Linked DNA regions of Homo sapiens: regions 1, 2 and 4 are each linked to region 3. The links are chromatin contacts, found by Hi-C or POLR2A ChIA-PET in ENCODE. All regions are on one chromosome and are shown on one strand. Each heading gives the region's core, a stretch centred on a gene start or an enhancer-like site at or near the end of the contact. The rest is flanking DNA. Distances are from core to core; before and after follow the strand shown.

What was found. A loop is a pair of places that touch in the nucleus more often than their neighbours do. ChIA-PET counts read pairs that join two places held with the same protein, here RNA polymerase II (POLR2A). Pooled maps may share reads with other maps.
Region 1: a loop to region 3 is called in a pooled map, with 2.6 times the contacts of the local background. The contact joins the promoter of LOXL1 here to the promoter of PKM in region 3. A Hi-C loop is called at or near these places in 4 of 50 pooled maps. POLR2A ChIA-PET finds 5 or more read pairs at or near these places in 2 of 52 experiments (A549 and BJ).
Region 2: a pooled map shows a loop between it and region 3 (4-fold over the local background). The contact joins the promoter of LINC02205 here to the promoter of PKM in region 3. A Hi-C loop is called at or near these places in 2 of 37 single-sample maps with no recorded cell type and 5 of 50 pooled maps.
Region 4: a map of ascending aorta shows a loop between it and region 3 (7-fold over the local background). The contact joins the enhancer-like site here to the promoter of PKM in region 3. A Hi-C loop is called at or near these places in 1 of 168 maps with a recorded cell type or tissue (ascending aorta). POLR2A ChIA-PET finds 5 or more read pairs at or near these places in 1 of 52 experiments (activated CD4-positive, alpha-beta T cell).

Annotation. Positions count from the first base shown.
Region 1 is chr15:73,925,012-73,927,711 of GRCh38, reverse strand. It overlaps LOXL1 (lysyl oxidase like 1), which reads right to left and starts at 1,250. Exons shown (of 7, transcript NM_005576.4): 1 at 1-1,250. The coding sequence starts at 928. All of the region lies in intron 1 of LOXL1-AS1 (LOXL1 antisense RNA 1), which reads left to right. RefSeq lists a silencer at 1-2 and an enhancer at 1-744.
Region 2 is chr15:70,504,545-70,507,284 of GRCh38, reverse strand. It overlaps LINC02205 (long intergenic non-protein coding RNA 2205), which reads left to right and starts at 1,357. Exons shown (of 2, transcript NR_146562.1): 1 at 1,357-1,376. RefSeq lists an enhancer at 1,419-1,468.
Region 3 is chr15:72,229,763-72,232,520 of GRCh38, reverse strand. It overlaps PKM (pyruvate kinase M1/2), which reads left to right and starts at 1,331. Exons shown (of 11, transcript NM_002654.6): 1 at 1,331-1,405. RefSeq lists silencers at 890-1,389, 1,950-2,459.
Region 4 is chr15:70,375,540-70,378,239 of GRCh38, reverse strand. No RefSeq gene overlaps it. Among named protein-coding and RNA genes, the nearest start is that of LINC02205, 130 kb to the left of the region's middle. RefSeq lists an enhancer at 1-260. Within about 2 kb of position 1,264, at least 18 of the 41 ENCODE cell types and tissues checked have a DNase peak (open chromatin) inside an H3K27ac peak, as active enhancers do; they include ascending aorta, where a contact is called at or near this core.

The DNA of each region.
Region 1 (2,700 bases), core at 1-2,500, 1.7 Mb before region 3:
ACCAGCCCAGGCGTGGGTCTCCGCCATGGGCCTGCGCCGCCTCGGGACCGGGGTCAGGGTAGGCCTGCTCGAAGCCGGGGGTGCCCTCGCTGTACAGACTGTGCGAGTAGCGGCGGTCCAGGCCGTCGGGGGGCGGCGGCGGCGGCGGCACGTAGGGCCTCTCGGGGGCCGGGTAGAAGCCCTGAGGCGGGTACTCGGGCAGCTCTTCGCCGCCGCCGTACTCCTCGTAGCGCGCCCGGGGCTGGTAGGGGTAGATGACCCCCGCCGAGGCCACGGCCGCCGCCCCCGCGCCCACGCCGCCGCCCGCGGGCCGGTAGTACACGAAACCCTGGTCGTAGGTCCGCGACGCGGGGTCGTAGTTCTCGTACTGGCTGACGAAGGGCGCCTGCGGGTAGGGGAACTGCTGCGGGTAGGAGGGCTGCTGGCGGTAGGTGCTGGCGAAGGCCGAAGCCGAGACCGAGGAGGCGGAGCCCCCGTGCCGTTGCTGGGAGACGGAGGTGCGGGCCCGGGCCATGCCCGTGCTGTCCCCGACGGCCACCTCGCGCCAGTTGTCGGGCACCTGGCCAAAGCCGAATGGGTGCCGCGCCTGGCCGCGCACGGTGTCCGAGCCCACGCGCCCCGGCAGGGGCAGGGACGGCGCCTGCCGACGCCGGGGGCTCCCGTGGCTGCGCCGCTGCTGGGCCTGGGGCGCGCCGGCCAGCAGCACCCGGGAGCTACTCTCGGAGCGCTGAGGTCCGGCCGGCACGTACTCTGAGCCCGAGTTGAGCAAGCTGTACACCTGCCCGTTGTTCTCCCACTGGATCAGCTGCCGCCAGCGGGCGGGGTCCGAGCCCTGCCCGGGCTGCGCCTGCTGCCCGTGCACCAGCACGCACAGGCAGGCGCCCCACACCAGGGCCCCCAGCTGCCGGCTGCCTCGGGCCAGAGCCATGGTGACCCCTCTGCAGAGGCCTGGTGGACAGAGAGGCTCTCAGGAGTGGCCCCCTGGGCGTGCTTCTCTTCCCACGGCCTCGAGGACAGGAAGGCTCCTTGCTTGCCCCAGCTCTAGCTTTGTCCATGCTGGCCTTGTCCCGAGCGGGACGGCTCCTCCGATGACAGCATTTCAAGGCCAAGGGGTCAGGGCAGGGCAGGGGCGGTGCCCAGGGCTGCACGAGGCTCTCCGCAGGGCACCGGGCGGGCAGGACCGCCTGTGGGCCTTACATGGCCAGCCCCGCACTGGCTGGCCGCTCGGCTGGCGCTTTCCCACTCTGAATGAATAAGCAACAGGCTGGGAGCGTCGGGAGGCTTCGGCCTCCTGGTCCGCCTGCTGGGGCCTCCTCCGCGGGGCCCTATGGCCCGCCGGCTTTTAGCTATGCGCCGGTCCCACAGCTGCAGTGCTCCCTCAGTCCCTGGAGTTCCCAGCCAAGCCACAGACCTGCCTCTGAGGAAGGGAATCGAGCAGGGAGTAGGAGGGGACCTCTGGGGACTCGGGCCTGGTAAGTGGGGCTCTGGCAGGCAGAACGGGGCTGGGGTGTCAGCACCACCCCGCCCATTCCTCTCTGCTTTGGTCACAGCATCCCTGGTCTCCACCTTGCTCACTGGCTTCTCGTTTGGGCTGGAATGGGCCTCTGACTCCTGTCTGCCCCAGCCTCCTTCCCGTACTCCCGGGTTCTCCCTTTTCCTTGTTCCCTAAAGCCAGTGCTAATTAAGACACACCCTCTTTGCATGTTCCTTCCACCATTATCCCACACCCTCAATAGGAAGAAAAAAAAAAAAAAGACACACCCTCTTTGTTGGTGGGCCTCCTCGGGGAGATGCTGAACAGGGACCACTCTCTAATTCCAGGTCCCAGGTGCACCGCAGCTCTTGGGCCTGCGAAGAGAGGCACTGGAGCTGCACCTTTTCCCTCGTGGCACACCTCAGGGGCTTACTTTCCCAGTCTGAAGAGTGGGGTGTATCCCTGAGCTGAAAAGCACTTGTGAGATCCTGGGAGAGATCAACTTCCCAGACATCACGTATGGTTTCTGTCCTACATCTCTTGGCTCTGCATAGCCTGGGAATAACTTGAGTGTACACATGGATAAAATGAAACTGGGGGCTGTCTTTGATATGGGACAGGGGTCACTGTGAGGCAGAGAAGCCAGTAAGCATTGAACAACAGAAGGGGGTTCCGGAGACCTGGCCTGGTCCTGTTGCTGTGTGGCTTAGTCCCTTACTCTATCTGATCCAGGTGCCACGGCTTACCAATGGAAGATTAGGCCAGATGGCTCCTGAGAGTGCTTTGGGAGATTCTCTGTTCCTTCTGGGAATGGCAGGGATAGGAGGGGGTCCCAGAAGTTTGAACGCTTTGGCATCCAAGAAATCACACTCCAAATACTGCTCTTCTGGCCTCCCCTGGGCTGCCTTCTCCAACCGTGTTCCTGGGAACCGAAGGGCAGAAATTGCCCTCTTGGGCTTATAAACAAGGTATGAAGGACCTGTCCTTAATTTGGCTCCTGTATATTCTTTATTTTGGAAATGCCTGGAGCCCACCTAGAGAGGAGGCAACTAGAGTGGACATTCTTTGGGAACTATAGACCTCCCAACCCCATCCTTGCCAGGCAGCATTTGTTCACCCATTGCACTGTTCTTCAGGACTGAGGCTTGGACTCCAGCATGTCTCTACCCTTTAAATGCCCAGAATCCAGCCCAGAGGTAGGGGGCTTCCAATACCTCCTGGCCAGC
Region 2 (2,740 bases), core at 108-2,607, 1.7 Mb after region 3:
ATGGTGCTGGAGGACATTTGGGTGTGGTGAGAGGCTATCCCTTCCCCCTGATTTGCCGCTCTATACCGCCTCTGTCAGGGTTGTAGGACCCTTACCAGGCAGGGAGAGATGGTGATTGTTTTGTGGTCATTCCCCTGTAATTTGCTTCATATCATCTTTGCATGATTTGTAACTGCCCATCAGGTTCATCTTGCCTGCTGTCTAGACAGAGCCAATTTATCAAGATAGGGGAGTTGCAATAGAGAAAGAGTTCAATTCATGTAGAGCCGGCTGTACGGGAGACTGGAGTTTTATTATTACTTAAATCAGTCTCCCTGAGAATTCAGGGATCGGTGTTTTTAAGAATAATTTAGTGGGTAGGAGGACAGTGAGTCAGGAGTGCTGATTGGTTGGCTTGGGGATGAAATCATAAGGAGTCAAAGCTGTCCTCTTATGCTGAGGCGGTTCCTGGGTGGGGGCCACAGAAGTGGTTGGCAGGTCCAGCTGGGGCCATCAGGTTGCCAGACATGCAAAAAACTGAAAAGTTATCTCAAAAGGCCAATGTTAGGTTCTACAACAGTGATGTTATCTTCAAGAGTAATTGGAGAAGTTGTAAATCTTATGACCTCCAGAACAATAGCTGATAATAATTAGAATTCAAGCCCCTCTTATCCTAACTTGGTGGCCTTTTATTTGTTTTACAAGAACACGTTAGCTTTTGGGAAGAGCTGTTATTTAAACTATAAATGTCTCCCAGAGTTAGCTTGGCCCAAGCCCAAGAATGAGCAAAGAGAGCCAACTTGTGAGGCTTGAGACAAGATGGAGTCAGCCCTGTCAGGTTTCTCTCACTGTCATAATTTCCTTAGTTATGATTTTTGCAAAGGCGGTTTCAGATTTGCCTTTTACTAAAACACACAGGCTTGCACTTCATCTTGAGTGAGTGTGTGTGCATCTCTGGCTGGTCCTCCAGAGCTGGGTCCAGCAGGCCAATCCCTGTGCCCCTCTGGAGTTTCTCCAAGGCCACCCTGGGCATTTCCAGTAGGATATTGTTGCTCCACATCAGGGCTCCTGCCAGCAGCGTAGCTGTGCTCCACACAGAAGTCCCTCAGCTGGTGACCACAGAATAATGAATGCCAATCTGGATGTTAGTTTGCACACATTTGCATACCCCAGGGGTCTGCCTGGCCTGTGAGGTCTTTCTGACTCTGAGCAGCTATGATGCTGTGATTAACCTCACAAATGCATAATGGATCTTGAGGTCCTTTCCCGGCAGAGATGTTGGGGAACTAATGCAACCCCCTGCCTTTTCTCTTAAGCTGCCTTCAGGGCTGATATCATGGGTTGGTCAACTGCCTGAGATTTCTTCCTCTATCTGGGGTTAGCAAGACACCTAAAAGGTAATCCTCCCCACCTCTCCCCACCCGCATAGTGCTATTAGTCAGCTACACCTGAGTGTGAATTACTTTAGTCAGATTTCTTTCCCATTAATATCCTCAAGGGAAGGGGATTTAATAGAAGTAGAGTGAGTGCCTAAATTACTCACGGAGCCCTGGGCAGGTTCTGCCTTTCAGCATGACTCATCTTTGTGTGGTCTGCACAAACAGCCAAGTATAAAGGATAAGAAGGGAGCTGCCCCTGGCACCAGAAGCCCTTGTCTGGGCAGATGGAAGTGTTATGGGGAGGGAAGGCCCCAGAAGAATTGGGGAGAGGGGTATCCCTCATGGACTTTGCTCTCACATGGGGTGTAGTTGGCCATTCAATCACCTCTGGTCTGCTGCCCACTGCCTGTCTTGCTGTCTGGATGTCTAAGACAACCCTAAGACGCCTGGATGTCAGAGCCTGTGGTGCAAACATTTGGCTGCCAGCAAGGGTCACTGTTCTGGTTTTCAAGGCCAAATCAGAGTGGGTTTTTCTGGGGTTTGGGAGCAGCAGGAGCTAGAAGGTAAAGGGCTGACACCTTGTTAGGGGTGGGTGGTGTTCACTCCCACCAGGAATTCTTTTGCAGCCAAATAACAGAGAAGCTTCAGGCTTGAATTTGGCCCACAAATCTGAGCCCTCATAATGGAGATGTGGGAGTCCCTAAGCCCCCGTGTTGGGGTGCCGTGGGGGTGCCCGTCAGACGCCCCCGTGCCGCAGGTGGGCAGATGGACCCAGCGGGCCGCTCCCCTCTGCAGTCTCAGCTCCTCCTCATGGGCACCTGTGGGGCACCACATGCAGCTGAAATGTCGGGGCCTGGGACTGCCTCGCCGGGGGGCGCTGGGTAGCTCATGCCCCCTTGTCTGTGCAGTGAGAGGTTCCCTGAGGAACATTCTGGAGCTGGCATCTTAGCTCCGCCACTCGTCACCAGGCAGTACCCCGAGGTTCAGGTGCTGGCATCGGGGGAGGAGCTTCTGCAGGTCACACCGGACGTTGGGCTCTGTTGAGCCCAGAGCCTCTCAGGAGCTGGCCGAGTGTGCAGCTGGTGGAGGAAGCTCAGTGCTTCCTGTCCCCAGGCGCTCCCTTGATGACTGCCAGGAACCTTGAGGTTAGAGGGTGCTGATCTGGCTTTCAGGAGATTCCCCCACCCCCACATTGACACAGCTCTGGGAAGAAGCAGCACTTCAGCTGCCCTCAGTGACACTGGGATTACAAAGAAGAAAGGCCCCAGGACACAGCGTGTCATTCATGGGAACAAGACGGGGTGGAGAGGGGAGGCCACCTCAAAGACACATTCCTCCCTGGTCCTGATGTCCTCCCTCTACATGCAGAGCTTCACTGATTC
Region 3 (2,758 bases), core at 82-2,581:
CAACTTCATGTTCTTTCACCACCTTAATAATCAAGCATTTCCTTCCCAACAACAACTAAAGGGACCAGGAAAGACTTACAGAAGAAAGTGAAAGATTTTTATCTCACTTCAAACAGAAATTTACTTTTAGGCTGTCACTGTCTCCTCCCAGCTTATCTGAGCTAACAGGAAGCGAATGAAGGCCTGTGATTCAGCTGCAGGCAGCGGGTATGCCTGAGCAGGTCACACCCATTTGGTCTCTTTTGCCAGGAAAATAAAAAAAGAACCTAAGAGAACGGTCTTCACATTTTGAATGCGCAACATTGTATCTGTGAATGAAGGCAAGAGTTAACAGCTGTTTAATTGATAACTGCTCGCATCATTAGTTGCTGGCTAACAACTGGGAAATCAGAAAATGTCTTGTAGAAAAATGTAAGAAAAGTTCCAACAATACTGACTTAAACACGACAAAGGTGAAAACAGAAATGCTGACTCCTGCATAGGTTATCGGCCCTAATGTTCTGACTTGATATTTCCAGATGCCCAGCTCTGCGCTAATATCAACACCGTCTATTTACTTTCTACTCTGAGGCATTCGCTCTGCAGGATTCCAGACCCTACTAAATTATTCACATGGCCCCAACCGGTCCTTCCTTGTTCCGCGGTCCTAACACAATGAATGGTCCTAAGAGGAAAACGGCCTCGCGCTCCCGCTCCAGGCCCACTTCGCAGTCCCTAGTTCTCCCTACTGCCGCTCCAGTGCCAGAGCCCCTCCGAAGGCGGCCAGGACCTCCAACCACGCACAAGTCTGCAGCTCTCCCCAACTTTCCGTTCAGCTCAGTCTCCGAGGGTGCGCCAGAGCAGACACCCGGAGGAGTGGGGAGTGGCAGGGCGGGGCCGGGAGAATGCTGCCCCGGAACCCATAAATCTGGGCCCTGCCCAGGTAGGCCGGGACAGCTGGGGTGGCCTGGGCCGAGAGCCAAGAAAAGACACCCCATCTGGCAGCCCAACTTGGCGGCAACAGGTGGCCCGGCGCCCGGGGGTCTGGGAGGAAAGTCGCTCCGGGGGCGGGCCCCGTTGCCCCGCCGCGTCCCCATTGGTCATCAGGTTTCTTAAAATGTGACTCTGAATCTGTGTCCTTCCGCCGCAGAATTTAGTCCCACCGAAAGGGCAACCTGCCCGCGCGTTCCGCCGCCGCCGCCGCGCTTCCTCCTGAAGGTGACTGCGCCCGCGGGGACGCAGGGGGCGGGGCCCGGGTCGCCCGGAGCCGGGATTGGGCAGAGGGCGGGGCGGCGGAGGGATTGCGGCGGCCCGCAGCGGGATAACCTTGAGGCTGAGGCAGTGGCTCCTTGCACAGCAGCTGCACGCGCCGTGGCTCCGGATCTCTTCGTCTTTGCAGCGTAGCCCGAGTCGGTCAGCGCCGGAGGTGAGCGGTGCAGGAGGCTACGCCATCAGTCCCCACCAAGGGCCAGTCGCCCGGCTAGTGCGGAATCCCGGCGCGCCGGCCGGCCCCGGGCACGCAGGCAGGGCGGCGCAGGATCCAGGGCGTCTGGGATGCAGTGGAGCTCAGAGAGAGGAGAACGGCTCCTCACGCCTGGGGCCTGCTCTTCAGAAGTCCCCAGCGCCGTTCCTTCCAGATCAGGCGGGTCCGCCGGCTCCTTTCCCGCCCCAGCCCTACCCCCTCATTCTGGTCCCATCCTCTTCCTCCTGCCCCAATCCTCAATGCGCCTCCATCCTCGCCTGCCTTCTCTCGGTCCCTCGTGATTGATTCCACCCTTGCTTCCCCTTTCTCCGCGCCGCCTGTTCCGTGCTCGTTTTCCCCTCTTCCTCCTTAAGTCTGGTCCTTCCACCCCCTCCTCTTCAAGCTGTGCGTGTCCCCTGATTCTAATGCTTTCTGTGTAACTCATTGAAACTGCGTTCTGGTTCCCCTCCCGCGTCCATTCTCCATTCATGCGCGACCGCCCTTCCCGCGCCCCAGTTCCCTCTCGCCGCCCCTCCCCCTGCTTGCTGGTCACGTCCGCTCCCCCGCATCCCCTTCCTCGCCTGGCGTGTCCGCTCCCTCCCTCCCTCTCTGCTCTGGTCGCGCCCGCCCACTTGCTCCGGTCTCCGAGCGCGGTCCCACCCCCCTTTTCCATCACCGCCTCCCAGCTCCCAGCAGGCTCGGGCGGTGCTGAGGCCCCGTGTCCGGGGCGGGCGGGCGGAGGGCTGGGCTGGGTGCCCCGCGCGGCGGGCGGGATGCGGCGGCCCGGGGGCAGCTGGAGACTTACGTAACGTTGGCCTGCCCCGCTGCCGGGAGGCAGGGCGGTTGCCCCTGCGGCGCGGTGCCGTCCCCTGTGGCCGGGATTAGATGGGCGGCCTGCGAGGGCCTGGGAATGGCTCGGGGCCCGAGAGCTCGACCGGCCCTTGCCGGGTGGCCGCCAGGGACCACGCTCCATCTCGCCGCGGCCGGGCTGCACGTAGCGGCCGCGCCCAGGGCCCACCCCGCTTCACCGGGCGATGGCCTTGGGCCTCGTAACGGGCGGGATAAACCTCTGCAGGCTTTGCTGGGGCCTCCTGGCCCTCGCCCGTTCCGCGCCTCTCCGGCACGTTTCTTTCTTTTCCTTTCTTTTTTCTTTCTTTTTTTTTTTTTTAATTATCCGGCACATTTTTTAACAAATGCGTCCTGATTGTGGAACGCGGAGGCCGCGGGGTGGGGTGGGGATCTGGTTACGGAGGGGGCAGGAAATCTGTCGCGTTCACTGAACGCAAACGGTGTGGGTCAAGGGCTGTTTGGGGGTCA
Region 4 (2,700 bases), core at 15-2,514, 1.9 Mb after region 3:
GCAGGGCCCAGATCCAAGGGCGATCTAGCTCCAAAACCAAGCTGGTACTTTTCCATGATGCCACGCTCAGGTGGCTGCCAGCTGCAGTTCGCTGTCTCTCTTCCCTATCATCTTGGGGAAAAGGCTTTTAGCTTTTACCTTTGGTTTCTGCAGCCCAGAATTGTGATTGAACAACGTGATAGGGGAGGCCGGCTAATCTTGCAGGACGGCTGCATTCTAGGATAATAGGAACACATGCACATACCTGCACACAAATGTATACTCATATGCACACATGTATGCAGTACTCCAGTAGCTACACACACACACACACACACACACACACACACACACACACACACACACAGAGCCCTCCATGCTGACCCCACCAACTGTACATGCATACATGTAAACATATACTTGTAGGTGTGGGCACCTGTCCTTGTTTATGCTTATATGTGTGAATGTGCCCACACACGTGCACACATACACATGCCTTGAGCATGCACATATGCTCAGCTCCACGGAGGGTTTAATCTCACACATCTTTCAATATTCCTTTTGAAAGCCCATTCTGCAGTTGCTAGGAAATATGGAGGCAGAAAGAGTTCCATGCCTTTCCTTTTTCTCTTGGATAGGAATTCCCACAACTCCCAGGCTCTGGCAAGCCCTGTCTTCCAGGCTTTCTCTGCACACTCCCCTGCCCCCACAGTGACACTCCCTCTCACCGTCGCTGCCCCCACCCCACCTGTCCGGGGTTCTATTTCTCTGAGCCACCATCAGGCTTCTCCTGTTGGCTTTGAAGGGCAGCAGCAGGGAGGGGAGGTTGGAGGAGGAAGGTGGAGGGAGGGAGCTGGTATTTGGGGCCCACTCAGCTTCTGTGTCCCCGACACTGGCTCTGGCTCAGGCTCTGCCCAGCAGTGTTCTCGTTGGAAACAGCGTTGTTTGACTGTTGCTATCGATTATGGCAAGATTGTGTGTGGCTAAGAGCTCCTCGGAGCCAACTGGTATATTAAGCAATCATTTCTATAGCAGATGACATAACTCCCCCGGCATCAGTTTGTCCTAATGGGCTTGGTATTACTCATGTGCTAATTGATTGGGCACGGAGGGAAGAAAAACTAAATTCACTTGTGAGGCGATTTTATGGCAGAGCTCATAACAGAGGTAATTTGCTGAAAATGTTCAGTCCCGCTTCGGTTATGTAAGATCGTCTGTGTTCCTGTGTTTTATCTCCTCCATGCCGGGCAGGAAGCTGGCCTGGCTGGCTGAGCGCGGGCGAGGCAGACTCCCCCAGGAATCGGGCGCTGACAGCTCGGCCCTTTCCTCCTGCCTTGGAACAGGCAGGCTGTCCTTGGGGAGCGTTGACAATTAGTGCCTTCTGCACAACTTTCTCGCCTCAGGGGTGGCTTTCAAAATATCTCAGCTTCTCCTGTTAAAAAACACCTCTGTCTAAGGGCTAAATAGTTATTTTCGGATCAACCATCTAGTGTTACAAAGCTCTTGTTCAGAAAGGAAAAGGATGAAGGGGGGTTTTTTTTGTTGTTTTTTTTTTTTTTTTTTTTAGAGAAAGTATATTTTGCCTTGAAGAGGGAGGGATGGAGAGGCTTGAAGAGGCTTGGAGAGCCTCCTTCCTTCCCTCCCTCTCCTCCCTTCTACCTCCCCCTCCCTCTCTTCCTTCCTCCCGCCTTCTCTCTCTTCCTCCTCCCCTCCCTCTCTTCCTTCCTCCCGCCTTCTCTCTCTTCCTCCTCCCCTCCCTCTCTGATTCTCTTCCCTCTTCCATCCCTTTCTCCCTCCTTCCTCTTCCCTCTCTTCTTCCCTCCCTTCTCCTCCCTCCCTTCCTGAAGCAGCCTGGCTTACCATTGGCCTCAGCAGGAGTCTTGAGCCCGTGCTTGGCATTTTACTCTAGACTGGCGGCACCATCCCGGAGGGGCAGGACCAGTCCTGCTATTTCTCTTTGTAATGGTTGACTCTCCAGATGTGTGCGGCGGGGGTAAGCTCCGCAGGCTAGGGGTGCCTACCAAGCTAAACCAGGTGTCTGTGCTTAAGTGCTCTCTTGAGACTCCCAGGGCAGGGAGGCTTCTATGAGCTCTGAATCCTGTTTTCAGAAAGGAGGCTGGGCTGCCCTGAGCCATCCTCAGGGATTCCCCAGTCCTGGAGCGTGCTGTGATATGAGGATGTTGGGGAGAGACTCTCTGTGCTGATCTTGGTGGAGGGAGGGTTGTTGACTGTAACTGCAGCCTGAGTCCATAGTAGTGCTTCTTCCTTTTGTTTATGACCTGCATGATCCCTAGTGATTTTTAAGTTCCAATTGGAGCAGCCAGGCTGCTGCCACTCCCTGTAGTGATCCAAGGAGGAAACCAAGATGCCATGTGGTCTCATTTTTTTCTGACAGGGAAACCGAGGTGACATAGCTAGAAAGTGGCAGTATTGGGATGAAAAACCCAGGTAGTCTGGCTGCAGGCTGGTGCTCCCAACCCAAGTGATGGCTTGCCTGTCCACAGAGGAGCAGGCATTAGGCGAGCTCATGGAGGATTAAGTTCTTGGTAAAGTGTTATAGGGGGTGGTCTCTGTGACATGTTAGATTCAGAGATTCTTACCCCATTGGGGCTTGGGACTCTGTGACGATCTGATATAAGCTGTGGAGTCTTCCCAGCTAAATGTACAGATGTGCACAGAGAAACTTTTGCTGACAATTTCAGGGGGTCCTGAAATTAAGCG